Regions from separate parts of the Homo sapiens genome. Here all the other regions are linked to region 1. The links are chromatin loops, found by intact Hi-C in ENCODE. Cell type or tissue: ascending aorta. All regions are shown on one strand. Each heading gives the region's core, and the rest is flanking DNA. Links, peaks and the distances in the headings are about the cores only.

Evidence for each region. Peaks named below come from ENCODE experiments on the same cell type or tissue, not always from the same donor. Only the 100,000 strongest peaks of a DNase experiment are listed, where the experiment ranks them.
Region 2: it touches region 1 in a loop (2.2-fold over the local background); 6 of 110 quality-filtered maps call a loop at or near these places.
Region 3: it touches region 1 in a loop (2.1-fold over the local background); 2 of 110 quality-filtered maps call a loop at or near these places.
Region 4: a loop joins it to region 1, with 1.9 times the contacts of the local background. A loop is called at or near these places in 6 of 110 quality-filtered maps.

What each region holds. Positions count from the first base shown.
Region 1 is chr10:76,393,469-76,401,029 of GRCh38, forward strand. All of the region lies in intron 6 of LRMDA (leucine rich melanocyte differentiation associated), which reads left to right. Among named protein-coding and RNA genes, the nearest start is that of KCNMA1-AS1, 490 kb to the right of the region's middle. RefSeq lists an enhancer at 3,291-5,526. In ascending aorta, for the core only: CTCF peaks have their summits at 4,334 and 4,538; DNase peaks (open chromatin) are centred at 3,833, 4,203 and 4,703; H3K4me3 peaks cover 833 bases; H3K27ac peaks cover 5,000 bases.
Region 2 is chr10:76,308,570-76,316,130 of GRCh38, forward strand. All of the region lies in intron 5 of LRMDA (leucine rich melanocyte differentiation associated), which reads left to right. It overlaps LOC112268057 (a long non-coding RNA gene), which reads right to left. Exons shown (of 3, transcript XR_002957050.2): 2 at 7,436-7,505. Among named protein-coding and RNA genes, the nearest start is that of KCNMA1-AS1, 580 kb to the right of the region's middle. In ascending aorta, for the core only: a CTCF peak has its summit at 3,376 (motif pointing left); DNase peaks (open chromatin) are centred at 1,706 and 3,333; H3K27ac peaks cover 2,534 bases.
Region 3 is chr10:76,488,219-76,495,779 of GRCh38, forward strand. The region is part of intron 6 of LRMDA (leucine rich melanocyte differentiation associated); the gene reads left to right. Among named protein-coding and RNA genes, the nearest start is that of KCNMA1-AS1, 400 kb to the right of the region's middle. In ascending aorta, for the core only: no CTCF peak of the experiment used is centred there; no DNase peak of the experiment used is centred there; H3K27ac peaks cover 2,848 bases.
Region 4 is chr10:76,329,120-76,336,680 of GRCh38, forward strand. The region is part of intron 6 of LRMDA (leucine rich melanocyte differentiation associated); the gene reads left to right. Among named protein-coding and RNA genes, the nearest start is that of KCNMA1-AS1, 560 kb to the right of the region's middle. RefSeq lists a silencer at 7,112-7,406. In ascending aorta, for the core only: no CTCF peak of the experiment used is centred there; no DNase peak of the experiment used is centred there.

The DNA.
Region 1 (7,561 bases), core at 1,588-6,587:
AAATATGTCTGTTCAGGTCCTTTGCCCATATTTTAATTGGGTTGTTTGCTTAATAATGAGTTGTTTGAGTCCTTATACATTTTTTTATATTAACCCCTTATCAGATGCATGGTTTGCAAATATTTTCTCCCATTCTGTAGGTTATCTTTTCACTCTGTTGACTGTTTCTTTTGATGAGCAGAAGCTTTTTAGTTTGATGTAATCCCAATTATTTATTTTTGCTTTTGTTGCCTATGCTTTTGGGGTGACATCCAAAAAGTCATTGCCCAGACTAATGACATGGAGTTTTCCCCTATGTTTCCTTCTAGTGGTTTCGCTGCTTCAGGTCTTATGTTGAAGTCTTTAATCCACTTTGAGTTGATTTTATTATATGGTATGAGATAAGGGTCTAATTTTTTTCTTCTGTTGTGGATATTCAGTTTTCCCAACATTGTTTATTGAGGAGACCGTCCTTTCTGCATTGTGTGTTCTTGGTACCTTTGTGGAAAACCAGTTGACTGTAAATGTGTGGATTTATTTCTGGGCTTTCTATTCTGTTCCATTAGTCTATGTGTCTTTATGGCTTTCAAATATTGTGAGACAGAAGAACACAGGATACACCCTCTTCACACTTGCCATTAATAGCCCAGTGCAGCCAGAATGAACAAGGTGTTACAGAATGTGATGCAACAACAAGGGAGTGATAATTTTATTTTAATTTAAAAAGGCATTCTCAGAAACTGAAGTTTAAATAAACCATTTGTTTAATGGCTTTAATGTGGACACTAGAAGGCACAAAGGTCTGGGCTATTGGGATTCCAGTCCATTTTCTGGAATCTTTGCCTTCAGAGGGCATAAGGTAATCAAGTACGTGGGAGGTAAGAGTCCAAATGTTCTGTATTACTCTCATCTTTCTGTGAATGACCAAATTCTTCTGCTTTTCACTGGCAATCATATATTTTGTCAACTTGTGAAAAAATACTCTACAAAGATGAAAATTGACCTTATAAAGATTCTTCACATGTATCACATTTGAGAAGGTTGTGTTCCTGACTGAAGAATCTTGCCTTGGTTTGTTGACTCTGGGGTTACACTGTGTCCAGTTATGGCTCCTTGGATGAAGGCCCTGTGTTGTTTTTGAGTCAGCTCACTCAGCTTTCTGGAGGGCAGTTGATTCCATGAAAATACTTGTCTATGTGATCAAGCAGTGGGGGCTGAATGTGTGGCTCTTCACAACAGAATGCAAGGCGGATTACTACTATTCCTACAGTGCTACTGTTATTATTAATTTTAAAAACATACAATGTCATTATCAACCTTGATCTGCTCTGCTTTTGTATTTTAGTAATTGATTGGATGAGAATGTGCCCAGGCATGCTTTAATCACTGGAAGGGCACCAGGGTTTAATCTTCCAAAGGGGTTTTTCCCATTGTTATTTCCTGAAACATGCTTGCCATTACTCAAGTGGCATACAAAATAAAATTCAAATCAAAACAGCAAAAGAGATGTGATCCCTCTCTTTTGTGCCTTCTTTTAGGCTTAATTCTCATAAGTAGAACATATCTAAGAAGAGTAGGCTTTTGAGTTCCAGGCATACTACTTCTAAACTCTTCACTTAAAGCTAGCACATTCACCTGACCTTGAAAAGGTGAATAGATACACACTGCTGAGATTAAATAAGGCACCACAGAAGAATAACTACAGGAGGAGCAAGTAAGTGCAATACCCTCTTGTATGAAGTGTGACCAACCTGAATTAAACCATATTTCTAGTCCTCCCTCAGCTCCAAACTTTTCAGAGCTTTTGCTCAATGACTCCACCCCATTGTATCCTTGGCTGACTCTCATAATTGCCTCATTATTATATTTTCTATATAATATGCATCTTTGGATTCATAGCCCAACAATCTCAGCTGGTTCTCCTCTGTAGTTTGTTTAGCAGACAATTGTAGTCATTGCCCCTCAGCCCATACAACATGGGGGATCTGGATGGAAATGAAACGCAGACTTGGCTCATCAGAGGGCAGCTTGGCTTCACTTGTATGCCACAAACATTGTCACCTCATAACACTGACAGTAGTCACTGATGAGCACATTTGAACCCATTCCCAAAAGTGCATTGCCTCCACACCACATGAATTAGAGCCATTTGTGTTATTTTGCTTATGTGTTCTTTTTCTTTTCTCTGTTGTGTATTCAGATTCCCATATTAGTTTTCCTTAATCTAAGACTTACATTAGATGACTCTAGCCAGACTGTCAAATTATTTGAGAACTCTCTTTGTAGCTCTAAATCTAGGGTAGTACCTGGTAGTCAATAATTATTTATCAAATGAATGGATATTTTTCAACACTTACTGGCAATCAAGAAATAATTGTATTTCTAAAACAGTGTGAAAACACGATGAATTGAATTGAATTGGCGAGAATAGAATATAAACTGCATAACTGTAAGAGATAGTACTATACAATAGTGCTGATGACATTTTGTTTTGCTTTATTTTATTTTATTTATTTTCTGGGGCTGCCTGATACAAAAAGTTCCTTGTGAAAAGAGAAGATTGGAATCCAATTAGTAGATTGGAATTGATGAGTTAGTTAAGGGCTTTAGCATCCTACCATGGGCTGTGGTTTTTCCCCCTGAACCTATGGGCATGTTTTGATTGAAGATGATGGCTGGAAGCTGCCACGTTTGAAGGGCTAGAGAAAGAGCCTGGGTTTCCTGTGTCAGATGATACAAACTAGAAACTAGAAACGCTACATGGTAGGGAGGCAGTGGGGGACAGAAGAAAAGACATCATTATTCTTTGTCTCTTCTTTTCCCTGGGGGAAATGTTGGCATCCAAATATTCAACAGTAGGTTGACATGTGGAAAGTGGCCTAGCCAAAGGATCTGTGGTGATCGGGAGTCATAAATCAGATATGAGAGGGAGAGACCATATGGTGCAGAAAGAAAGTGACGATGCGATTCTTTCAGCTATAGCCACTCACGTGCACTCTCTTACCCAGTAGAGAGAGGGGCCCCTTTCCACTGTTTCTTTTCTACTTCCCCAGTGAACCTGCAGGAATGTCAGCTGAAATACCTTGCTCTTTTCTACACATTTCTGAATCAGCCAAGATGTCAGTGACCTGGAAAGGACTCAGGTGAGAGCCAGAGAAATGATTAAAGAGCCGGTGATGCCGATGATCCAGTGGGTGTCTCCTCTCCGCACCACTAGAACTGACTTATGGGAAGATAGTCAAATAACTAGATATGTGTTGTTTGGCCCAGGGCAGACAAGAAGGAAGGTATGGGGTAACTTGTCTCCAATGGAGTTGCCAACAGCCAATGAATTATTGTGTCTTTTCCTCTCCAAATGGACTGTCAGTATACATATATATATTTTCAAGTTTTATTGAAAATAGTTACCTCAAATTTACTTGCACTTATTTTCCTGAGAGTCTGAGGAATCACATTCTCATTGCTGCAGGCCCCCAGAAGTTTTGAAACAGCCTCTGCCACGCCACGCAACTCTACTCACCCAGAGAAATTGCCTTCCCTCTTTTCCCTCAACTTGTCTGGAGATGAAAAGGATGAGATTGAAACCCCTTTTCTTAGAGACACGTCCCCTCCCTTGCTGGTTTCTGGCTTCTCTTTTCGGTGTGTGAGCAAAATCATTTTATTAAACCATTTGTCAGGGGGCAGATGGGAAGTCTGTCTTTCCCATTAGTTAGCAGAAAGTGACCCCAGCAGCTGTGGAGGGAATCGGTCAAGCCATTGCTACCAACCAGACCAGGGTGGAGAAGGAGGCCGGGCTTTGCTCAGTTGTCACAAGGTCCCAGGCGGCTCCCCAGGAGCCTTGGAACTGATGAGGCCCTGTTTTTATTGGCCATGCCTGTGGTAGGCTGACTTCCTTCACTCTGAGCTTCAGGCCAGCCAGGGAAGGGGGCAGGGGCCACTAGCATTGGGAAGCTTTCGTACTTTGCCCTTAACACTCCATATCCCTGTTTAATTAATTTCCTAACTTTGTGGGGGAAAAAGATGAAATAAATAAGGCCAACTGACCACTTCATAATTTGTTTCTGAAGCTTGGCTGGACATAAAAGTCTCCCTTCCAAAACCACACGGCATAATTTATTTTACGATTCCCTCTCGGCACCAGGTCTGGGCTAACCTTGAGTTTGGAGGCTGTGCCTTCGCTTCCTGGTGCTGGTGGTCACAGTGTGTCCTTTCTTGGCAGTGGCCATGGGCCCAGCAAAACAGACCTCTGAAAGGCGAGCAGATTAATCATTTTGAAGGCATGCTCGCCTCAACAGTTCCCCTGCAGGATGTCGGAGAACCGGAGAGAGGGGACTGCTGTAGTTCACAAGGGGCATAGGGAAATGCCTGAAGACTCACAAAAACAAGGGGGTGAACAACAGAAAAAGAATGAGTGCTTTTAAATTGTACATGCTGGAGTTTTCACTAACCGAAAAGTATTACCAAAAAATATATTGCCACTCCTAGAGCACAAACTGTGATGAGTCCAACCCTTTTATTACAATCAGGCTTTCTCTAAATATATTATGCCCTGCAGGTCAAAATGATTTACTTCTCTATTTTGGGACATCTGAGTTCTATTCTACTGTTGCCAGTATGTTTTCAGCTGTGCCAGAACCGAGCAGGTCTGCGGCTCCTTTGTAACATCAAAACGGAGACATTTATCATTGAGATTTATCATGGGACAGCCTGCCAGATGGTTTGGGTATTTTAAAGGTGAACTGTTTGGGCCTTGATTAGCTCATGCGGACTTCTAGCTAAAGACAACTCTATCAGCTGCTCAGTGGAAAGACACTGACGTCCCCCTCCCCCCAGCTCCCTCCCTCTGTTCTTCTAGTAATGCAGAAAATATTAATGTAATGGCAGATGTGGCATAGATTGTCATTTCAGGAAGAAAACCAAGCCATAACCAATTCCACTGATTGCATTCTAATTATAATGTGACCTCCTGTTGCTTTGCATAGAGGCAGTATTCATTTCAGTACACCACTGTAAAACTTGCCTAGTCAACGACCCTCAAAGGGGCAATTGTAAGATTTAAGCTTGGATTTTTTTGCTCATACCAAAGTCCTTTATTCTGCCAAGCCTCTGCTGATTGGGCCAGAAAGAATGCATTTGATTATATAGACTAAACTTATTGGGAACAGAACCTCTGTGCTTTGAAATGCTTTTCATTCAAATTACATTCAGACATTCAATCAACATTGATTATGATATGGATTGGCAACAGGGAATGCCTTGGGTTTTTGGTCTGGCTTGAAAGTTTGCTGAGTTTCGTACCAGATAACAACTGGGAAGCCAGCTGAGTTTCCTTAACCTTTTCCATGAGTTTCTCAGAAAAGGATGGTTTCTCTTGGGAGGCCAGGAGTTCCTTATTCCCACTTGATGCAGTATTCCAAGATCATTTCTTCACTTGGAAAATTTGGGTCTTTGGGGCTTCCAAATTTAATTAACCTCTGATAGCTTTGGGAAATGTGTGCTCATTTGTGTTTATGTTAATAAAGTAGGTCCTTGACTTTGTGCATGAAAATCTAGGAGAATGCATCTTAGATTCAGATTCCAGGTCTAAAATTTTGTATCATGGAAGAAAGTGATCATCACTAATTCTGGTCATAGATGTTGTCTGTGTGATTTAGAGCAAGGCTCAGTTTTCTCATCTGCAAAATGAAATAAAGGTGATCCCAAGGTTTAATTTCTAATAAAGTTGATTTGAAAATACTAAGAAACAATATAATATTGTTATTATTATTTACATGTCAGTGTATGTGCTTGTGTTTTTGAGGGGCCTTTGCCTGCATCTAGACCTCTCTGTCTCTGGAAAAATCCTGGTGGGATCAGTTTTCGAAGTAGTTGGCTCTTGGCAGACTCGCAGACATACTAAAGTTTTTGTTTTGACTTGAAGGTCCTCTTCCGGCCCTTCTGAATAACTTTAACCTAAAAGTCAGGCTAGAATTCCCACAAGAAGAGAGTTGCCAGGGCATCCTCATTCCAAGCTATAAAATCACTGGAGATAGCTCCATTTTCTTTATCCAATCACATGCCATGAGCTGTCATTTGTGTACAGATGTCTCTCAAATATAGATTTCCAGCCTTCATAGCATTCCTGAAATTTAGCATTGCTAAGTATATGGTCACCTTGAATAGTATTCTAGGATCTCGAATTCAGTACGTTCTCTTTTTCCCCCCAAAACAATGGCAACCAGCCTCTCCTCTGTTCTCTCTTTCTCTTAACTGCTCCTGTAGTTCCAGTTACTAGAGTTCAAAACCTTGGAACTTTTATTTTCTCCCTTGTCTTTACTTCCCACATAGAACTAGTTGCCAAGTCCTGTGAATTATACCACTTGAAAATATCTGTTCTTCCTAAAGTTAGTGCTTTTTCATTGAGTCTAATCATTTCCTTCATGGCCTGTGTAATTTAGTCTTTCCACCAATCCAGTCATCCTACCATGATGTGGCAGCAGCTTCTAAGATGGTCCTTATAATATCTGTTATCTGGTGTTCATACCCTTGTGAGATCTCCTCCCCTTATGTGTGGATGGGACCTGTGATTTGCTTGTAACCAGCAGATTATCGAAAAAAGTAATGGGATGTCACTTTCATGATTAAGTGACATAGGATTGTGACTTCTGCCTTAGTAGAAAACTTTTTTCCTGCTGATCTTGATGAAGTAAGAAGCTATGTTGGAGAGGCCCACACGGCAGCAGCAGAGGGTGGCCTCTGGCCAACAGCCAGTAAGGAACTATGGCCCTCTACCCAAGACCCCACAAGAAACTGAATCCTGTCAACAATCTTTTGAGCTTGGAAGCTTCCCCAGTTAAGCCTCAGATGAGACCCCAGCCCTGGTCTGTACCTTGATAACAGTCTTGTGAGATGCCTAAAACAGAGGACACAGCTAAGCTGTATCCAGATTCCTGACCCACAGAAAGTGTGAGACAACAAATATGTATTATTTTAAGCTGTTAGATTTGTGGTAATTTGTTACCTAATATTAGACAGCTGTATCCTAGAGCAGCTAGATTACTGCCTGACAATATCAGTCTTTTGCTCAGAAATACTCAGTGTCTTCATGATTCTTTGTCTTTGGCCTTGAACTCCCTATTCAAGCTGTTTTCCAATTCTCCTTCCTGAGCACAATTACCTCTGTACTGTTCATATTTCTGGCTTTCTGCCTTTTACCTTTTGCTGACATCGTTACCATTTCCTGGATTTTCTTTATGACTAAATCTCACATCTTTTTTAAAGGCCCACTTAAATGTCACCTCTTTCATAAAAGCTTTTTTGATCTCTGAAGCTATATAGATCTCTGAGCTGCCATCGTTCTATACCTCAGGTTCCTATTCATTTTCTACCTCATAGGGGACTGGTTTGAGAACATTGCTGTATCTGTACTACAGGTTGAATACCCCTTATCAAAAATACTTCAGGTCAGAAGTGTTGAGAATTTGGGGTTTTGGGGGAGATTTTGGAATATCTGCATTATATGCTTACCTGTTGAGCATCCCCAGTCTGAAAATCCAAAATGCTCATTTGAGCATTTCCTTTGAGGGTCATGTTGGTACATAAA
Region 2 (7,561 bases), core at 1,459-6,458, 85 kb before region 1:
TTCTCTGTGAAGTCACCTTTGCTACACATCAGAGACCATGGGGCTGCTGCTTTCTCACCAATCTCTCTCCTGCTCTCACCTCTCTCCTCCCAGCCTGGGGATGGAGAAGCCATAGCAAGCACCCATATGGCTCACATTTTCTTCTCCTCAAAACCTCTCCCCATAGTTCTGTCTGAATCTGAAAGTGACGGCTCCAATTAAGACACAGGAAGAAAAGAAATATAATTTCTAAGTCACTTGGCCTGGTGACATATATGTTGGGAGTTAGGAAAGTCAGTGTGCGGCTTCTCTACCATCCCAGGCGCTGCAGTCAAACAAATCAATTCAGCCTTCAGAGGGGCATCCATTGCCTTGTGATTATGTTTGTGTAAAGTCTTGGGGTCTTTGATCAAAGAATGGCATTTCAGGCCAGTCCCTAATCCTCACTGCCTTAAGATGTTTAAATGGGTTAAAAAAAAAAAAGTTGATAACAGCTGGGATTTAAATTTGCCTTTGCCCAGCTTTTGTTTTGAAAGGACTTCTATTATCCGTGGCTTCCCTTTTCGAGGCAAAGATGGATCATTGGGTAAACCAAAAAGGGAAAGAGGATATGGGAGGAAATGGGCGGGGACTCTGAATTAATCTTCTGAGGAAGAATGTTTGATCAGCGGGGAGGAGGGGATGAAAACCTCTGATGCTGACAGCAGGCACCTTTCTGATGAGGGTGTGATTGGCACCTTTGAAGCTTCAGTCAGGAGCCAGTGTCCAGTGGGTCAGAGCTTCCTCTGTCTGTGGGTGGTGGAGGTAATAATGAGGCAACTGGAAGGATTAATTGCGGACAAGCAGCAGGATTACGAGGAGGGCTTCTCAGCTCCAAAAGGAACAGTTCGAGGAAAGCCTCTGATCTGTCAGCCTTAGAGGAAATTAGTGGGAGCAGACTCGAGCAGGCTTAAAAAAAGGCATTTAGGATATTAAAGCGAAATGTGAAGAGGATATTAAAATAGGGCAAAAGGGCAAGGAGCGCTGATCTTGAAAGGCGGGTGTCTCCCTCTTATTACTAGGAATTTCCAAGTTTTGCCCAGATTTCACAGACACCTTATTTTTACAGTCCAGCAGAGAGATTTTACTTGCATTGCAACAAGTTAGGGGAGGGTCAGACTGGATTTGAGGTGGCACCCAAGGTCCTGTACAAAACTTGTTTGCTGTCCACCCTCTGGCAGTTTCAGAAGCTCCTGAAACTAAGGCTCCTGGTATAATTTTACAACAAGCCAGCGCATTACTGACATCCTATCTGCATTAGCTATCTGTTGTATGTTTTACTTCTTACCCTTCTGGTTCAAGTCTGGATGCTGCCAATAAATCCTGTGTTACCATTAAAGAGGCCATTCATCACGCTTCCTAATGCGATTAATCAAGATACACCACAGTACCCTTAAAATGAGATCATTTTGATAAATCATGTATGACATGAAAAGACTTTATTCCTTTTAAGTGCAATTTAGACTGTAATTTTTTTCCTCATTTATGATTCATGGGAGAAACATGGATAAAATTCCCTTGCACAGTTACACCTTATCTACAGCAATAACTCAAAACTGCTTTTAGATGAAAATTCAGGGTCTTATTCACCAAAGCTGAATGCCAGCTCATTATTTTCTGGCGTTCAGTAGTCCAAAAATAATGTCCGCACATTAAGCGGCATTCTCAAAAAAGTTGGAATTGGCCAGGCTCCAGGCACATCAATTACACTCCATCATCCTTAATAAGGAAGAAATATCAGATGTCCTCTTGGAGGTTTTTTGAATCAGTAATGCTCAGCCTTTACCTTCCCAATTTAGAATGATTGGGAAACAAAAATGGTAGTAACAAAAAAAGTATGGGAATTTCAGGGCCTTTACATGACTCTTCTCCTGTTGCATAAGTCTCAAAAGAGGTATTTTTTCCCTCCCATGCGGTTCATGCTTCCTTTTCCATTCCCCTTTTCTCATTTCACAAAGGAAACTACCATTTTGTTAGGTCTGAGTTTTGTTTCTAAGCTGCTGTATCTGTGATGCAGGCTTTCCCCTCACAGCTGTCACAATAATTTGGGAAACGATATTCATAACCTCCAATAGAAAAATAATTTGAAAATGTGCCTTCTGGTGAGATCCATCAAGTTTAAGGCCATATTTTTGGTTAAAAGGGAGACACTGATGCTATTCATTAAACTGAAAAATGGCTTGTTTTCCACTAATATTGAAATAAACTCTGGATGAATGTTAAGTCATGCTGGCATGCACTCTTATTGAAAGCAAAAGGAAAACACAGATATATTTAATTTGGACATGTAAAGTCAACAGAGTTTTAGGTCTTTCATGAGAAAGGGAATCAGGAAGATTGGCTGAAACAAATGTGAACAATTAGAAGTTCATTTGCCTCTTGCAAAGAGTGAGAGCATTTAAAGAGGGATTCAGTGTCTGAGAACTATAGACTCACTTGCATTTTTTTTTCAACCCCTGGTACCTATGAATAAAGAAATAAAGACTTGATCAACATGTAATTTATTTCCCTGCTGTTCTTAGAGATTCATTTGGGAAGCAGAACAAAAGCCAGTATTTGACTCTGTTTTTAAGTAACCCAAGAATGCACACGTATCCTATTCATGCCCACTTAACATAAATGCAGCAAAACTCAAGTTTATTTGGGTTATCACATTTATGCTAATGCTCTGTACTTTAATCGGATAGAAACTGACATAAAACAAAAGTTCCTTGCATATTATTCACACATTTAAATGAAATTTCCTGTGCTTTTAATTTTTTCTAATATGAAGAGTCAATTAAGAATCTAAGGCCATTAAGGCTGCACTTGCCTTGTTTAGGTTTCCATTTCACATTTATGACTTTCTATTTTTGTGAAAAAAGATCTGTAAATTTGAAAAATATGCACGTATCTCATTAAAAAAGTTTCCCAGCTCTAGCAACACTCAGCAAATCTCCAAAGAATGCAAGTTTAAAACATAAATATTTTAAGGCCCCATAAAATTGGCAGTAAATATTTTTCCCCCTTTAATACCATGTTCATTTCATTCCAATTTACTACCACGATTATATTTTCCAAAGCGGCTTTTAATACAATACACAATTATTTCATATGGGGTTGGGTAGGTCGCCTCATTAAGCCTGCAAAGATCAGGCCTCTTGTGATCCCCACAAATATACTTGCATTTACTCCTAATTAAAATGGCCCTCTTAAATTGTCTCAAGTTCATTAATATAAATAAGAAGCTAAGCAAAATAGCCACAGTTGAACAGTTAGCAGGGCAAGATGACCAGGTCCCCAAACCTCACACAGAGCAGACTGTGGTATGTATGCAGTGGTGCCCTGCCACCTGTTGGCTCTGCTTACACATAACAGGGTATTGATGTCCCTCATGGTGGTGCAGTAACCCTCTCTGACCCCTATCCCTAGTTCATCATCCCCAAGAGAAAAGAAGAGGCCTTTGAGAATCCCAGGCCTCCTGATTTCCCCCATCATTCATTTCCTTGGCTACATGTTTCTCCTGCTAATGCTAAAAATTTATGGCTGAGCACATTAAGGGCAGTGCGAGTCCTTCCCTACTTCTGGATTATATCAGAGTTTCCTGTCATAAGGAAATCCAAGATGTGTCCTCAGCTGATTGCATGTGACAGTGTCTGCTTATATCTCAGGAATCTGAGGCATGATGGATAAACTGTCAGTTTTGAAGGATGATATTTTCTCCATATTTCCATTATGAACTGGGCTGTCATCTCCTAATAAATTTCTTGCATTGGTATCAATTTATTTTTACAAGCAGAGGGTCTGATGTATTTGGGAAAGGCACTGACAGCAGATCTGGCCTAGCCTGACAGAGCTGGCTTCAACTCATTTTGGAAAAGTACTTTGGTTCCAAGGACAGAACTTGACCCGTAGCCCTCAAGATTAAAAAAAACCTCCGTGAGAGGAAAAGAGACACATGAGGCAAGTTCCTTCTTTTAAGCCAAAATAAATCAAGCCCTTAGGACTACCATGACATAATATCATTTTTAAGACAGTCCTACAAACCCAGTTGAGATATGCCACGTGTAGCCTTCTCGTCTGAGTTAGATGAGACCATCTAAATGTTGTTAGAGCATCACAATAATGCAGTGAATTGATGGATGAATTCGGATTATAATGAAGCTAGGGATCTCACAATTTTTGCTCCCAGAAGGGATCTCAGTAGTGCTCTTCTGCTTGACAAGTGAGAAGCAAAATTAATTCATATAATGCCTATTTAATTATGAAATATGGGCATGTCTCTGTCATGGCTACTGTGAAGGGCAGAAAAAGCTATACAACATGAGCTTTACCTCTCAAGAAACTTAAAGTCCAGTTGAAGAGATAAGATATTAAACAAAATTAGAGTGAAGTAAGAATAAATCATAGCTAACATCCATGAGCAGTGGCTAAGATGGTTGTTTCTTACCCTTATTTAACATTTACCTTTATTGGGAAGGGAGGCAGCATAACATTGTAATTGCCAAGACAGCAGCAACTGGAGGCAAACTGCCTGGATTTGTGTCCCAGCTCTGCCAAGGAGTAGTTACCCAAGAACTTAAGTGAGAGCTTTGTCAGGGGACTTAATTTCTCTGGTCCTCGGCTTCCTCATCTGTAAAACAGAACTAGGAGTTGTGACTCCTCGTGAAACTTTGTGAAGATTGAATAAATCAATACATGGAAAGTGTTTAACGCAGTTCTCGACACAAAGTAAGTACTAATTAAAAATGCTAATAAACGTTAGCATTTTTAAACTATCATTATCATGATTGTGACTATTATTACCATTATCACTGTTAGTCAAAATGTGGCTTAAAGAGTTTAAGTCAATTGCCCAAGATGGAGCCTGGCTCTAAATCTTGATCAATAAGGCATCAGAGCACAGAAAACAGAGAGTTAAACAATATACAAATTGTGAATTAGTCAAGAACAGAATCCTTGAAGCTTAGTTATTTTTCTTACTGTTCTTTCCATTCCTAGACTATAAAATAGCCCTTTCTCCATTGCCTGAAACATACTTTAGAAGCTAGTTGAAAAGTGTTATATGTAGTGGTGTGTAGGTAAATGCTTAACAGCCAAGTCTCTGGGAAAAAAAGTGTGTGTGTATACACATGCATATATAATATATTGCATTTTTTAGTTATATAAATGATGTGTAGAACACAATTAAAAGTAAATAACAATTGAATATATAATACTGTTTCTAAAAAATTCCATACAATCACTTAATTGTCACAGATACTTTCAATGATTTTGGCCAAACTCTTGTATCTCGTATCTGTGGTTGCAACTGATGAACAACTGTAGTTCCCACTTGATATTCCTTTATCTTAATGAGTATGTCAGAACTTTACTCATTTGTTAATGACATAAGAAACTACTTTGCTGAACTGGATAATAGTTTTTGAATATTGGAAGAATATTTTTTCAATTTTTTTGTGCTATTCACAATGCCTTGCAATACCCAACAAAGCAACTTCTCAAAGAATTAAGAAAAGATTATTAAATGAGAAGGAATATACTAATACCACAGGTAATTTTTATAAAGGCAGAACATCCTATCTATAAATAAGCAATTATATTTAGCCAAAGAGGTATGGAGCACAAGTTAATATTTTGCTACCATTAGGCTACGACACAACATCCTTTTTTTGTTGTTGTTTTTAAGAAATGGAATTTTGCCATGTTGCTCATGGTTGGTCTCCAACTCCTGGGCTCAAGTGATCTGCCTACCTTGGCCTCCCAAAGTACTAGGATTACAGGTGTGAGCCATCGTGCCCAGTCACACAACATTCTTTTAGGTTCTATCTGCAACATTAACATTTTCTCCATCACTTTAAGTTTAGCAAATAAGCACACCAATGAATCAAGCTCTCACTTGCAGCATTTGCCAGTTTCTGCTGCAAATACTCCCACAGTGGCCAATGTCAAACTACAAAGTGCCATCACTGAAGAGTTGGAAAGTGACTGCACATCATTATATAGTATTTTTATCATACAAATTCAGTAGACTCAATTTCAAGAGCATAAATAACAGTAAAATTTTGTAAAATAATTAAGAAGTGAGGAGTCTTGTTAAATAAGGTAATTTATTCAAGTTTAAGTGTATATAATTTTAAATAATACCTGTGTTTAACAACTGACCAAAGTTGCTGAAACCTTAATAATTACTTCTTGTAAGCCAGTACAGGTTAACACTTACACACCACTGGTTATTTGAACCCAAAAGGCCAAAGAGATCTGAAACACTAATTTGTCTACATCGCACAGCTAATTCTTTCATGTATTATTAAATAAGTTGATAGTTTTATTTACTTAGCACGCCACAAAACGTGTTGCATATTACCATGAGTTGATTCATATCTCACTACCAATATATTACCTACCTTTGTATGTGCACTAAATAAGCCTAGGAGGGTTTTCTTTGCCAGGCACCTTTGAACATCAAGTTCATTGTACAGTGCTTAGGATTCAGGCTATGGAATCGAGCTGTGTTATTTCTCAATTCCGGTCTCCACATACTAGCTGGGTTTTCTTGGACTAGTACTATAACCTCTCTCTAAATCTCAACTGCCTTACCTATAAAGTGGTAATGTTAATGGTACTTGTGATGGCAGCGGCGGCCTGTCTGGAGCAGCCGCTTCGAAGATTAGCTTCAGTGGGGCAGGAAGGGCTGGTGGGAGCCAGGAACAGACAAGAGCCCCACCCCCTAACCAGTTGAAGGGGCGGGAGCCCGCACTCCTTGGTGCAGCTGCAGCTTCCCAGCCGCACTCTGGACCCTGGCATCCCTGTGCTCTCAGGGGCCTGGGAAGCCCCTGCCCCAGCGGGCTTGGAAGTGCCTGCTCCTGCTCCCGGGCCTCTCCCTGCTCCCGGTGCCCACTCCAGTGCAGAGCAAAGTTGTGGCCAAGCCCGAGGGCTGTCGTGACTCAGCTGCGTTTGCGTGCACTCAGGGCAGCACTCACACGCTAGCGCCCCCTGCTGCCTTGGCCCCCTCCAGACTTTGGGCGTCAGTGAGCGCAGGAAGCAGCAGCCCAGGGGGTGCTGAGGGCAGCTCCCTGCGGGCCTGTAGACACCCCTCAACGTGAACAGCCTGGGCAACGTGGAAGGCAGACAGGTCCCTGGGCGGAAGGGGGTGGGTGCCCAGTGAAACCCCACCTTCAAGCCAGGGATGGCTTGAAGCCTGGGGGCCGGGCTGCCAGTGCCGGGTGGAGTCCCCCTCCTGGAGTGAGAATTTATGATGCTTTTTCCGGCTGGCCCATGGCAGCCCATGGACCAATCAGCACTCACTTCCTCCCTTTGAGCCCATAGACACCCTCCCCACTCCAATGACCTGCCTGCAGAAAGGAGCTACATACACACTGTGGGTCTTCTGAGAGCTATTCTGTTGCTCAGTGAAGCTCCTCCCTGCCTTGCTCACCTTCCAGTTGTCCACGTACCTCATTCTTCCTGGATGCAGGACAGGAACTCAAGATCCGCCAATGGCCAGACTAAAAGAGATTTAACACAAACAGGGCTGAAACACGCCTCTCCGCCTAACACGTTG
Region 3 (7,561 bases), core at 1,460-6,459, 95 kb after region 1:
AAGACAATAAACTACACATATTTACAGCATACAATTGAATAAATTTGGACTTATATATATGAGAAATTATCATCCCTAAATTTCCCTAATGACCTTTGAAATTCCTTACTCCTTCCCTGTCTGCCTCTGCCTCTGAGAAATCACTAAATGACTTATCTTGTTATAGATTATTTCACATTTTCTAGACTATTATATAAAAAATACAATATGTACTGTTTTTTCTGGCTTCTTTCAGTATAATTATTTTGAGATTCAACCATGTGTGTATCAATAGTTCATTTAAAAATATTATTGCTGACAAATATTTCATTGTGTAGATATACAATAGTTTGTTTCTTCACATTTTGATGGGCATTTATGTCAGTCCAATTTTTAACTTTATTAAAAATAAAGCAGCCATGAATATTAGTGTATGCATGCTTTCACATGGTACATTTACATTTAACTTTTTAAGAAACTGCTAAACTATTTTCTAAAGGAACTGTACCATTTTACATTTCTACCAGCAGTGTCTAAGAGTTGCAGTTGCTCCAAATCCTCACCAACACTTGGTATGGTGAGTCTTTTTAATTATCATATTGGTTTGTGTATGTTGAACCATCCTTGAATTTGCGAGATAGATCCTATTTGATCATGATGAATGAAGTTTTCCATATGTGGTTGAGTTTGGTTTACTAGTATTTTCTTGGGGATTTTTGCATCAATATTCATCAGGGATATTGGCCTATAGTTTTCTGTTTTTGATGTGTCTTCATCTGGTTTTGATGTGTCTTCATCTGGTTTTGGTATCAGAATTGATACCAGAATTAGCATAGCACGAGTTTAGAAGTATTCCCTCTTCCTCTATTTTTTGTAATAGTTTGAATAGGATTGGTATTTCTTCTTTAAATATTTGATAGAATTCAGCAGTGAATCCATCAGGTCCCAGGCTTTTCTTTGCTGGGAGACTTTTTATTACAGCTTCGATTTTGTTACTTGTTATTGGTCTTTTCAGATTTTTTATTTCTTCATGGTTCAATTTTGGTAGGTGGTATATGTCTAGAAATTTGTCCATTACTTTTAGATTTTCCAATTTATTGGCATATAATTGCTCATAGTAGCCACTAATTATCCTTTACGTTACTGCAATATCAATAGTAATGTCTCATTTTTCATCTCTGATTTTTATTTATTTTGGTCATCGCTCTTTTTTTCTTAATCTAGCTAAAGGTTTGTCAATTTTGTTTACCTTTTCAAAAAAACAAGCTTTAATTTCATTGATCTTTTGTATTGTTTTTGCATTTCAATTTTATTTATTTCTGCTCTGATCTTTATTATTTATTTTCTTCTCCTAATTTTGAGTTTTGTTGCTCTTGCTCTTCTAGCTTCTTTAAGACGCATCCTTAGGTTATTCATTTGAAGTTTTTCTTCTTTTCTGATATAGGAGCTTATACACTCCCTTGTTAGTACTGCTGTCATGGTATCTCCTAGGTTTTGGTATGTTGTGCTTACATTATCAGTCATTTCAAAAAATATTTAGATTATACTGCTTGGGTGATAGGTACACCAAAATCTCACAAATCATCACTAAAGAATGTACTCATGTAAACAAACACTATCTGTTCCCCAATTATATGTATATATATAGCTTCCCTCTTCACTTGACACTCATTCTCTCTCCTGCTGCCCTGTGAAGAGGTGCCTTCTGCCATGATTGTAAGTTTCCTGAGGCCTCCTCAGCCATGCAGATCTGTGAGTCAGTTAAACCTCTTTCCTTTATAAATTACCCAGTCTCAGGTATTCATAATAAAATGAAAATAAAAATAAATTTATTCATTAATTTATTCATTGACCCACTGGTCATTCAGGAGCATATTGTTTAATTTCCAGTGTTTATATAGTTTCTATAATTCTTCTTGTTATTGATTTCTAGTTTTATTCCATTGTGTCAGAGAAGATGCTTGATATTAGTTCAATATTTTGAGTGTTTTAAGACTTGTTTTGTCACCTAACATAAGATTTGTCCTTGAGAATATGTGTTCTGAGAAGAATGTGTGTTCTGCAGCCGTTAGATGAAATATTCTGTAAATATCTGTTAGATCCATTTGGTCTATAGTCCAGTGTTTCTTTGTTATTTTTTTGGCTGGAAGATCTGTCCAATGATGAAAGTGAGGTGCTAAAGTCTCCAGCTATTATTGTATTAGGGTCTCTCTCTCTCTCTCTCTCTTTAGCTCTAATATTTGCTTCATATATCTGGGTACTCCAGTGTTCAGTGCATATGTATTTAAAATTGTTATATTCTCTTGCTGAATTGACCCTTTTTCATTATACAGTGATCTTCTTTGTCTCTTCCTATAGTCTTTGTCTTGAAATCTATTTTGTCTAATATAAGCATAGCTACTCCTGCTCATTTTTGGTTTCCATTGACATAGGATATCTTTTTCCATCCCTTAATTTTCAGTCTATGTATGTCTTTATAGGTGAAGTGTATTTCCTATAGACAACAGATTATTATTATTTTTTAATCCATTCAGCCACTCTGTGTCCTTTGATTGGAGAATTCAGTCCATTTACATGTATTATTATTGATAAATAGGGACTTGTTTCTGGCATTTTGTGATTTGTTTTCTAGTTGTTTTGCGGTCATCTCTTCCTTCTTTCCTTCCTTGCTGTCTTTTAGTGAAGGTGATTTTCTCTTGTGGTATGATTTAACGTCTTGCTTTGTTTTTTGTTTCTATTGTATATTTTTTTATTTGAGGTTACAAATAATATGAGGCTTGCAAATAATATCTTATAACTCATCATTTGAAACTGATGACAACACTAATTGCATCAACAAACAAAAGGAAAACTAATAAAAAATCAGCACATTAACTTTTTCCTCCTGCTTTTTAATTTTTTTTTGTTTCTATGTATATTGTATTATAATCTCTATGTCTTGAAAAGTTGTTGTAGTTATTATTTTTGGTTCATTCATCTTTCGTCTTCCTACTTAGAATAAGAATAGTTTACATACCACAATTGCAGTGTTATAATATTCTGTGTTTTTCTGTGTACTTAGTAAGACCAGTGAGTTTTATACCTTAAGATGATATCTTACTGTTCTTTAACAGCCTTTTCTTCCTGATTAAAGAACTGCTTTTAGCATTTCTTGTAGGGCAGTCTGGTGTTGATGAAATCCCTCAGCTTTTGTTTGTTTTGGAAAGTCTTCAATTCTCCTTCATGTGAAGGACATTTTCACCAGATAAGCTATTCTAGCATAAAAGTTTTTTTTCCTTTGGCACTTTAAATTAATGTTATGCCACTCTTTCCTGACCTGTAAAGGTTTCCTCTGAAAAGTCTCCTGCCAGATGTGTTGCAGATCCATGGTGTGTTATTTTTTTCTCTTGCTACTTTTAGGATCCTTTCTTTATCCTTGGCCTTTGGGGGTTTGATTATTAAATGTCTTGAGGTAGTCTTCTTTGGGTTAAACCTTCTTAGTGTTCTATAACCTTCTTATACTTGAATATTGATAGCTTTCTCTAGTTTAGGAAAGTCCTCTGTTATTATCCCTTTGAATAAACTTTCTACTCTTGTCTCTTTCTCTACCTCCTCTTTAAGGCCAATTACTCTTAGATTTGCTCTTTTGAGGCTATTTTCTAGATTTTATAGGTGTGCTTCATTATTTTTTATTCTTTGTTAATCTTTTTTCTTTTATATTCTCTGACTGTATATTTCTAAATGGCCTGTCTTCAATCTCACTGATTCTTTCTTCTGCTTATCAGCTCTGCTGATAGGAGACTCTGATGCATTCTTCCTTATGTCAATTGCATTTTTCAACTCCAGAATTTCTGCTTGTTTCTTTTAAAGTACTTGAATCTCTTTGTTAAATTTATCTGATAAAATTCTGAATTCCTTCTCTTCGTTATCTTGAATTTCTTTGAGCTTCCTCGAAACAGCTATTTTGAATTCTCTGTCTGAAAGGTCACATAGCTCTGTTTCTCCAGAATTGGTCCCTGGTGGTTTTTTAAGTTCACTTTGTGAGGTCATGTTTTCCTGGATTGTCTCAATGCTTGTGGGTGTTAGTCACTGTCTGGGCATTCAAGTAGTAGATATTTATTATAGTCTTCATAGTCTGGGCTTGTTGGTACCCATCCTTCTTGGATAGTCTTTCCAAGTGTTTGATGAGATTTGAGTGTTGTAATCTAAGCCATATCTACATTAAGGAACACGCCAAACCCATAACACTATGCTTCTTGCAGACTCATAGAGATACCACCTTGGTGGTCTTCAGTAAGAGCTGGAAGAATTTTCTGGTTTACTAGGCAAAGACTCTTGTTCTCTTCCCTTACTTTCTCCCAAACAAATGGAGTTTCCCTCTGTGTGCTGAGCTGCCATCAAAACTGGGACTCTGTTGGGTTAGACCTTGTATTAATTCGTTTTCATACTGCTATGAAGAAATACCTGAGACTGGGTAATTTACAAAGGAAAGAGGTTTAATTGACTCACAGTTCTGCATGGCTGGGGAGGCCTCAGGAAACTTACAATCATGGCAGAAGGTGCCTCTTCACAGGGCAGAAGGAGAGAGAATGAGTGCTGACGAAGAAGGAAGCCCTTTATAAAACCATCAGATCTCCTGAGAACTAATTCACTATCATGAGACACAGCATGGGGGAAACCACCTCCATGATTCAATTCTTCAATCATGATTCAAGGGTCCTGCCTTGACATGTGGGAATTATTACAATTCAAGGTGAGATTTGGATGGGGACACAGAGCCAAACCATATCAGACCTGAAGCCAGCACAGCACTGAGTCTCACCCAAGGTCCACTGTAACCACTACCTGGTTACCACATGTGATTGTTCAAGGCCCCAGGGCTCTACAATCAGCAGGTATAAATCCAGCCAGACTCGTGTTCCTCTAGGACACAGATGGGTCCAGAGATGCCATCTGGGAGTCAGAGATTGGAGTGAAAAACCTTAGAAATCTACCTGATGCTTTATTTATTGCACCTAAGCTGGCACTCAAACCATGAAACAAAGTTGTTTCCACTCTTCCCTTCCCTTTCCACGGGTAGATGAGCCGCTCCCTATTGTCACCATTACCACAGGCCCATGAGGAGTACTGCCAGTTTACCACCAATGTTCGCTTAAGACTCAAGGGCTCTTGGGTCAGCTTGTGGTGAATGCTGCCAGGCCTGGGACCCATTCTTCAGGGCAATGGGTTCCCACTCTGGCTCAGGGTAGGTCCAGAAATGCCATCAAAGAGCCAAGGCCTGGAATCAGGGATGATCCCATTTTTAAGAAGATTATCCTTTGCTTATTGAATTGCCTTGGCATCTTTGTAAAACGGTATTCAATTATGTACGTATACATGTGAGTATATTTCTAGACGTTCTGTTTTCTTTCATTAACCTATATTTCTATCTTAATGCCAATATCACATAGTCTTCATTTATATAGCTTTATATTTAGTCTTAAATAAATCAGGGTAAGTTCTCCAAGTTGTTCACCGTTTTTGAAGTTGTTTTAGCTATTTTAGGTCCCTTGCATTTCTATGGCAATTTTAGAATCAGTTTGCCAATGTCTAAAAAAAATCCTGCTAGAATTTTGATTGGGATTGTCTTAAATCTATAGAAAAATTTGAGTAATATTAAAATATTGTTTCAATCCATGCACATATTATATTTCTCTTGTTTTTAGATTTATTTCTCTCAGCAACATCTTATAGCTTTGTTTATAAATTGATCCCTTAATTTCATATTTCTGTGCTATTCTTTGATTTCTGACAGTTTATTGCTTTTATATGTACCTTTAATTGATTTTTATGTGTTGATCTTGTATTATGTTACTTACATAAACTCATTTTATAGTCCCAGAAGATTCTTTTGTACATTTGGTGTGATTTTCTGTATAGCTGATCATGTCTTTTGCAAATAATAACAGTTTTCTTTCTTTCTTTCCAATGTAGTTGGACTGTTATTGCACTTGTTTCTGTTTCTTTCCTTATTGCACTGGTTTAAACCTCCAGTCATATGTCTAACAGAAGTGGGGAAGTGGCCATCCTTGTCAACTTTCTGATCGTAGGTAGAGTTTTTAACTAAAAATTTAGTTTTTAAAATACACGATACTACTCAGGCTACATAGCTTTTTTTTTTTTTTTAAATGACTGTTAATGTTTTGTAATTTAAAAAAATTTTCAATTTTTTCTTAGTTGTTAAAATTATTGACATGAAATTGTTTACAATGTCCCCTTATTATCCCTTAAATTTCCATAGCATGATGTCACCTCATTCATTCCTGATATTGATAATTTATCTATTTTCTTATTTTTCCTGACTGAGTCTGGCTAAAGTTACATGGTGTTTGTAGTCTTTCTCAAGGCCAACTTTGGTTTCATAGATCTTTCTTTTTTGTTGTTCTCACTATTATGGATCTTTGTTCTTTATTATTATTTCTCTACTGCTTACTTAGTGTTTAATTTCTTCTTTTACAAGTTTATAAATGTGGAAATGGAAGTCATTGATTTGAGATCTTTCTTTTTTTCTAATATGACCTCTAATGGTAAAAATTTTGCTCTGAGTAATTTTTGTTGCATCCCACAATTTTGGTATGTTGTATTTTAATTTGCAATTTGTTTAAAATATTCTCTAAGTATTTTGGACTCATATCTCTATTTAATATTTTGTTTCTAAATATTTTGGGGTTTTACAGTTACTTTTCTGTCACTGACTTCTAACATTATTTTGGCCAGAAAATATTCTTTGTCTTTGTATCTTTCTTAACAATGTCACAATGTCTTTCATATAGCAAATTTTTAAAAAAATTTTCCTGAGCTCTAGTATGTCACATTTTCCTCTGATGAATTGTATTTTTTGCTATCAACTCTAAGAACTCTTTTCCTAGTCCTGGATCATGGGGATTTTATATTCTGGAAGTTTTAGTGTTTTATACTTTACATTTAAGTGCATAATCTATTGTGCTAAAATTGTATAAATTGTGAGGTTTCGATGGAGGTTCTTTTCATTTCTTATATTTTGTTTTGTTTTGCTGATGAATGTCCAGCTGCCCATCATAATTTATTGTAAACTATCTTTCTCTTCCATTGAATTGTTTGTTCCTTTATTAAAAAATAATTGATCATATTTGTGTAGAACTTTTTTGGGTTCTGTATACTGTTTCATTGATTAATGTATCTATCTTGCCACCAATACTATACTATCTTGATTATTAGACATATATAATAAACCATGACATTGAGGAGAGAGATTTCTCCCACTTTATTCTTCCTTTTCTTTCCCATATAAATTCAAGAATATGTTTCTTTATGTCTATAAAGAATCTTATTGACAATTTGATAGGCATTGCATTAAACCTATAGATCTTATAGGAAAAAATATTTTTATTCAACAATTCCACAGTATATTGAGTCTTCCAATTCATGAACATGGTATACCTCTTCTTGTATTTAGGTCTTTTAAAATTACTTTCACCTGAAATTATAAAATTTCAGAATTTTGTAATTTTTTTATACAAATTGTATATATACTTTATTAGATTTATACCTAAGTATTTCATGTATTTGGGTAATTGTAAATGGT
Region 4 (7,561 bases), core at 786-5,785, 65 kb before region 1:
CTCTCTAGATTTCCAAATCATACTCCAGCATCTCTCTTTGGCCCAACTCTAACCTAGGCTGATTCACTGAAGGCGATTCTCCGATGTAGTTTTCAGTTCTCCCTCGAAGCTACAGAGAAAACCTTAGAAGAAAGCAGATGGTGGTAATGGTAAAACAGATAATCCAGCACATCTACCATAACCCTGCCTTGCCAATAGCTATCATGTGGAGGATCTCATTTCAACTTGTCTGCACGCACATTTTGCAAGATAATTGCAAGCCTAGTGAATGTCCCTGAATTATTTATTTCCTGATGCTTATACTATAGTCTTGAAGATATGCCATAGTTAGCTTGCCATATTAAACATTGAACTTGAAATGTGTAAAAGAAAGAAAGCAAAAAGAAAAAAAATGAAGAGGAAATTTGCTGTGAAACTTGCTTAGAGATGATAACCTTTCTACTTTGACTATTGTTGGCAATCTTGCCATTATTTTTATTGACACAGTTGTTAGGTACTCATCTTCCTCTCCAACCAGGGGCTTGGTCTATTTGTGTTTGAAATTGATTGCTGGGACTGTCACAAAGTAATTTATATAGCAACTTATTATAATTAGTTATCATTTGCAGTTTCCTAAATGTGAGTTGCATTTTATGCTTAGCAATTGATTTTTCTGTATATCTCCATGAAGCAGCTCAATGTATGCCATCCAAAAAAGAAGAAAAAGACCGAAAGAAAAACTGTGTTTTTTTAAATTATTTAAAACATTTTTAGCCTGAGATATCATAAAATACGTTTCCACAGAAGACATAAATACAGAGTGTTTTGCTTCAACTCATTAAATCGCCAAAGTGAAAGTGAATAAAAGGAAATTTAAATGTCTGTATGTGAAGAGGTAGCAATGTAGACAAAAATGTTTGGGATGGGGAGATGTTGGCCAGAAAAACTTCATGCCAACAAGCATAATGCTTTCAGGAGGGCTCAAAAGGAAGTTACTTGATGACTAAACTATTGCTCACAATTTGTTTTGGGCTTATAGGATTCGGAGGTGCAGGGGCAGAATGATGCGATACTTTTCCTCATCTATTATAAGGGTCACAGCCCATAACAAAAGACAGGTTAACAAGAGAAGAGGATAAGAAATTTACTTAATCAAAGTTTTCTGAGATGGGGGGGCCTTTAGAAATGAAAGGGAAAACTAGTTTTATGCTTATGTTGATGAAGAATGGACAGCTGTGTAGAAACATGGTTAGACAAAGGGTATGATCTAATGGGAATAGATTGAGGGGAAACCTAGCAAGGCCTGTCTGTTCAGATTCTTCTTGGCCTCTCTATGTAGCATTCCTTCCCCTGGTTATAGGACAGAACCCTCTGAAATGAGAGTCTTCAAAGGAGAAGAGAGAGTGTGAATTTTCTAGGTTTTATGGCTGGCTTTAAGGGATAGGATTCTAGTTTCGATGACCCCACTTAGGGAAGAGGAATTCTGGTTTCTATAACTCACTGCAGGGCAGAGACAGAGGGATGAGGGAGCAGGTAAGAGAAGGCCAGAGAGACCTTGCTTCTGAGGCCCTTCCAGTGTCTTTTGTTTCAAAGCACTCAGCACGTCAAGGTGCCACAATTTCGGGTATTGTGTTTTGAGCCCTGTCAGAGGCAGTATGTCTCTTTTAGCCAACTTTTAGTTTTTCATTTTTAGATTTCTACTATCTTTTCATGTCAGCCACAGGGAATGTGAAAGCTAAGTAGGTCTGATCATTATAAACAAAATCTACAGAAAACAATAGCAAAGACTCAGGAAAATAGATGCATTTATTTAGGCCAGCTTAATAGCTTAGCATCAAGGAATCTTTTGCCTACTGCCTCTTGGTTATCACTGACCATTTATAAACATGAGGCCAGGTGCCGTGGCTCACGCCTGTAATCCCAGCACTTTGGGAGGCTGATGCAGGTGGATCACTTGAGGTCAGGAGTTCGAGACCAGCCTGGCCAACATGATGAAACCCCATCTCTACTAACAATACAAAAATTAGTTGGGTGCAGTGGCAGGCACCTGTAATCCTAGCTACTTGGGAGGCAGAGACAGGAGAATTGCTTGAACCCAGGAGGCGAAGGTTGCAGTGAGTGGAGATCGTGCCACTGCACTCCAGCCTGGGCGACCAAGTGAGAGTCCGTCTCAAACAAAACAAGCAAACTAACAAAAAGATGGGATGAACAACCTGATGGTTCTGGAGCCTTTGCCACATAGGTCTCACCTAAGGTCAGGCCCTATGAGTGAGACAGCCTGCTTATATATTGCCTTCTGCCTTCCAGAATATTTTTATTAGTCTTTCAAGAGAGCTAAGCATCAAATAATTTCTCAAAAAATTGTCAATGACTCATTGAAAGTTCATAGAAGCACAACAGATCCAAATTTCTCCTGTGGATAATGTATTGAAAAGTGGCAAAAGGAAAGAGAGAGAAAAGAAAAAAGAAAAAAACCTCCTTAGAGACAAGAATATGTTTTTGTCCAGGGGTCCTGTCAAATAAGAGTATGGCCTTGGCTTGTATCTTTTAGACTTCTTGCCACCACTGTGCCTTGACTGTGTGGGGGAAGAGTGTGTTGGTTCCTCGTGCAGAACTATTATTAGCATTTGCTAATTATGTAAAATGATTTCCTCTGATGACATTTTCAACAGAACCCATTACTTTAGTTTTCTTTCCTTCATAATGCTTTTATGGGCTTATAATCTTGGTGGAATTCTCAGATGCTGAGAGATGCTAAAGTTTCCTTTATTTAATCGAGGTGACTAGTGATTTGACAGTAGTGGTTGACAGGTTTATTTTATCTGCGTGGCAGTAGGAGTCTATTTTCAGTGTGTGCACTCTGTTCCAAAGTAAAAGGACTTTACTAAGTGCTGAATAAATTGTACTTTCCTTTGATTCTAGACCTTGCTGAAATGGTTTAAAAACTCCGGTCTGGGTCATCAAATTCATCTCCTTGCTACTTTGCAGGGTCAATAGCTTCACTCTGTACAGAGCCGGGCTGGGTGGATTGGAATGGAGGGTAGTGTAGATTAAAACTTCCGCATATATATAGATAGATGTGCATGTGTGCACTCGCTGTCTGCGAGGGTGGCAGTGATGGAAGAGCAAGCCAAGTGGAATTGAAGATGGATGAATCTGTTAGACTATTACCAAGACTGGCATGGAGTTTAGCCAGGAACTTTAAGCAACCTCCTTTAAACATTTGAAATCCATAGGGGTCCATTTCCTCTCCTTTTCCTCCAAGGATGATTTTTCATTTGCAGTCTCTGAGATTGCTTTATTTCTATTCTTTGGGCAGAATTGTGGTATACTTGTAGACAGAGAAGGGCTACGAATCTGGTTTTTCTCTCCCAGAGCAAAGCAAGGAGGAAAAAATGGATTTCAGTTTTCCCCTGCCCCTCAAATAGTAGCAAACCCTACTTCTGTAAAATGAGAGGTCAGAATGACAACTCTTCCCCCAACAGACAGTCCCAATAAAAAATGATAGTAAAAACATGCTCCCTTTATCTTAACAAAATGGAAGCCTAGAATGTACAGGGTGGAAGGTTCTAAATGTGCTTATGTTTTAGAGTCCTGGGCTGTTTCTTGCCCCTTTTTATAAAGAAAAAAGTATGATATGGTCAGTAAGACAAAGATTGCTATGAGCACAGTCATTCAAGAATCTCCCCAACATGTCTTCATTTAGTACCTATTGTGTACTGAGTGTATTGTTAGGATTTGTGGAGAATTCAGAAATAGAGAATATTATCTCTATCTTCTAGGAATTTATGGTTTGATTGAGGAGATCCCAAAAATGAAGTAATACCAACCAAACAATATATTATATATTACATAAATAAGAGCTCTATTAGTTGGTAAAAGCTGCAAATGCTCTCAACGTTTAGAAAAGATAGCGTGCAATGTAGGTGAGACTACTCAGGCATGACTCTTTGGAGGATGTTGGCACTGAGCTTTGAAGAACATGTTAAGTGGAGAGCAAAAGAAGGGCATTCCAGAAAGATAAATGGGTAAAGATAAAGCACAAGGACAAGAACAGGTAGAACTGATGAGAGAAAGGGACCCTGTTTTGAAAAGGTCAGAAATAAGGTTCCTTATGTAGGATAGGTCCACATTATGGCAGGCCTTGGACAGACAGAAGGGTTTATATTTTATTTAAAACCATGCTGTAGGATTATTAATCTGCAAGCAGTATCCAGGGGTAATTGGAAAGGAGAGAGCCTGGATTCAAGGAGGCCATGGTGGGATGGGATTGGAAGGAAATTGTTTCAGTCTTAGAAGCCTTAGATTTCCAGATAACCAGGTTCTGTGCCCATAGACTGTGATGCCTCCAAAGAGCAGGTTTCTAGCAAAGGTAATTTAGAAAACAACTTGGTAACAGATGGGGAAGACAGCTGGGGCCTGGATAGATACTGCCAGGAGAGCAGGAGTGGGGGCCATGCACAGGGAACCTTATGGCCACTATGGAGTTGTTGTATGAGGTTGCTGATGGTTTGGTCACGAGGGCTCAGGCATCAGAGAAACTGGACAGTCAGTGTTTTTCCTCCGCATGTTATTCAGAATATTTCTGATGTTGGCTTTTGAAACTAAAACACAGGGCCCAGGATAATGTTACAATAATCCAGCATTCGATGATCAAGGCCTGGAGTGGCTGGCTGGCTGACTGGGAGTACAAAAAATAAAGGAAGGAATATGAGAAACATTCTGTTGCAAACACAATAGACCGAATACTGATTATATTTCAGGGTAGAGAGAAACAGAGGACCAGAAAGCTATAAGGAAGCCAGCATGGTGTGTGGGAGGCTGTGGTCTCTGCCTGTTGCCCCTCTGTCGGTTCATCCTCATCACAGGATTCTCTCCCACCATTCATGCATGAACTCTAATCTGGCCTGTTAAATGGAAGACCGGTGGAGTTAATGTAGTGGAGCTGTGGCAGCAGGAACAAACGTACAAAAAGCAGGCAGAGCAGCCACAAACATTTGTTCTCATTCTAGCCTTTGGCTTAAAGATGAGCTTCATTCTCTTAAGAACTAATAAATGTCCAGGGTGTTTTATTTCTGAATCTTGGGCTCCTGGAAGGAGAGTGATTTGAAGCCAATGCTTTTGGTCTAAATTGTTCAGCCGTGAGCTCGGCCCAGTATTAACTTCCTAGTCCCAGTTCTTCTGACTCTTTTTATTTCCCTGTCTCTTGTAGAAAACTTTACCCCTGCCCCAGGTTTTTCCTCATGTAGTGATTTTACAACCTTTTTTGGAACAAATAAACAAACATCTGGAATCATGTGGCACATTTAATTAAAAAGTTTGCATTTGGCCAGAAATGGTAAAATCATGAAAAATGGCCTGTCGGTGAGCTCAAGAAGGCCAAATGATGACGTTGTTGGCTGCAAACGGACTGAAATTGAGGGAAGTGAACACCTGCTCAGCTCGGCCTGCCGTCCTCCAGCTTCCTCCTCCAGCCATTAATATTTACAGCAGTTTCTTTATCCATTCTAATGAAATTTTTTGGTTGGGGCTGGTCTGGGGAGAGGGCTGTTACTTTTCCAATAACCTTGGATTTGTTGTGATGTGTGTACTTTATAAAGGGTGTGGTATTGGGCTTTTTGGGCTTTTCATTTCCCTTGCTCAGAATTCCATATGCTTCAGGTCACTGCAGGGGCCTGTTGCTGTTTCTTCAATCAGTCACTCAACCATGGTTTTCATGAGAGCCGTAACATGTGGAACCCTGCACCAGGGCATGTAGGAGATGAAAAAGAAGCTGTGGGCTCTGCCTTCAGGAATCCTACAGTCTAATTGGAGACAAGGTCCTATGCAGAGAAAGCAGAGGCCAAGCTAGATGGAAGAGTGCAGAGAAGGGAGGGATCTGTGATGATAGAAAGATTGGGAGGTGGCCTTGGATGAAGGTGAGAACTGAGTTGAAAGAACTTTCCCTGCGTGAGTTCCAAGTGTGAAAGGATTTAGGAAGAGATCAAGTTGTGGATTCTTGTCTAGTTTCTGGTCATAATCTAGGTGAAAGTAGGGGGTGGATCATTTAAAGCAAGAATTAGATATGATTATTCTACATTTCCAGTTAGCTTCTCCTTTGCAAGACATAGCTAGGGTGAAGTAAAATTTAAGTTTTGTTTGCAAATTAGGATAAAACATTAAGATGATCTGGCTTTGCAGAGTGTAGTGCTCTCATATGTCTCCCACATGAGGATTTATACCGAGGATGAGATTATTCTTAGGACAAAGTGAGAAGTTTTTCTTGTTGCACAGAATACAAGGGAAGTAGCCAGGTGCTGCAAATATAGTAAGCACTGTTTAGGTTAGATCCAAAGGAAGTATGAACCCATAGGTATCTGAGACATGTCTCACAATAAATTTAGAAAGTTTATTTTGCAAAGACTTAAGGATGCGCCTGTGACACAGCCTCAGGAGGTCCTAATGACATGTGCCCAAGGTGGTCTGGGTATGGCATGGTTTTATACATTTTAGGAAGACATGAGACATCAATCAAATACATGTAAGATATACATTGGTTTGGTCCAGAAAGGCAGATAACTTTAAGTGGGGGGAGCTTCCAGGTTATAGGTAGATTTAAAATTTTTCTGATTGGCAATTGGTTGAAAGAGTTGTCAATAGAAAGGAACAGCTGGGTGATATAAGAGGTTGTAGAAACCAAGGCATTATCATGCAGATGAAGCCTACAGGTAGCAGGCTTCAGAGAGAATAGATTGTAAATATTTCTTATCAGACTTAAGGTCTATGTTGATGTTAAATGCTGGTTGGCTTTTCCTGAATTCCAACAGGGAGGAGGGCATAATGAGGCATGTCCAACCCACCCCCGACTTTCCATCATAGCCTGAATCAGTTTTTCAGGTTAACTTTGGAGTGCCCTGGCCAACAGGAGGGAGTCTATTAAGATAGTTGAGGGAGGCTTAGAATTTTATTTTTGGTTTACAGAAGGATGAGTATTGTTTTGAACTAGGGTGTGGATTGGCAAGGGAGATAGAGAAATCACCATTCCCCAAGGCCTTTTACTGAAGGACATGCTCATCTCTCTTTGAGGTAGCCTGAAGGAAGTGAAATGAAACTTAAACAATTTTCAAATCCTGACTGGATGTAATCCTGGGTTCTCTATGTCAGTGCTGGTTCAGCTTTTTCATAAAATGAAATCAGGGTTTCACCTTGACCCTCCTGGACTTGTGCAAGCACAGGGAGATACAGGATCATGCTGGACGGAGCATAACTTCAGTTGCCAGAGGAGTTCTTAGTCCTCAGCTCTTTATTATTCTTGTGCATCTGTTTCCTTAAATACTCTCTGCAGAAGCATTAGCATGAAAATAAAAGAGTACAGCAACTTGGAATTTTCCATTTGTAGCTTCCTTAGTCTGTGGGGTCAAAGTTCTGTCCTCAGGGATGCTAATGCAAACTCTGTGTGCTGTTCCAGGGCAAATGTTTCTCAACTAAATGACAAGAGGGGGTGGGGAGCCAGGGAAATAATGCAGTGCTAATTCCCAAACACAGACTGCCCAGAGGTCCCAATTTAAATTGCTGCTTCCCCAACTCTATTCCCACCCTCCCC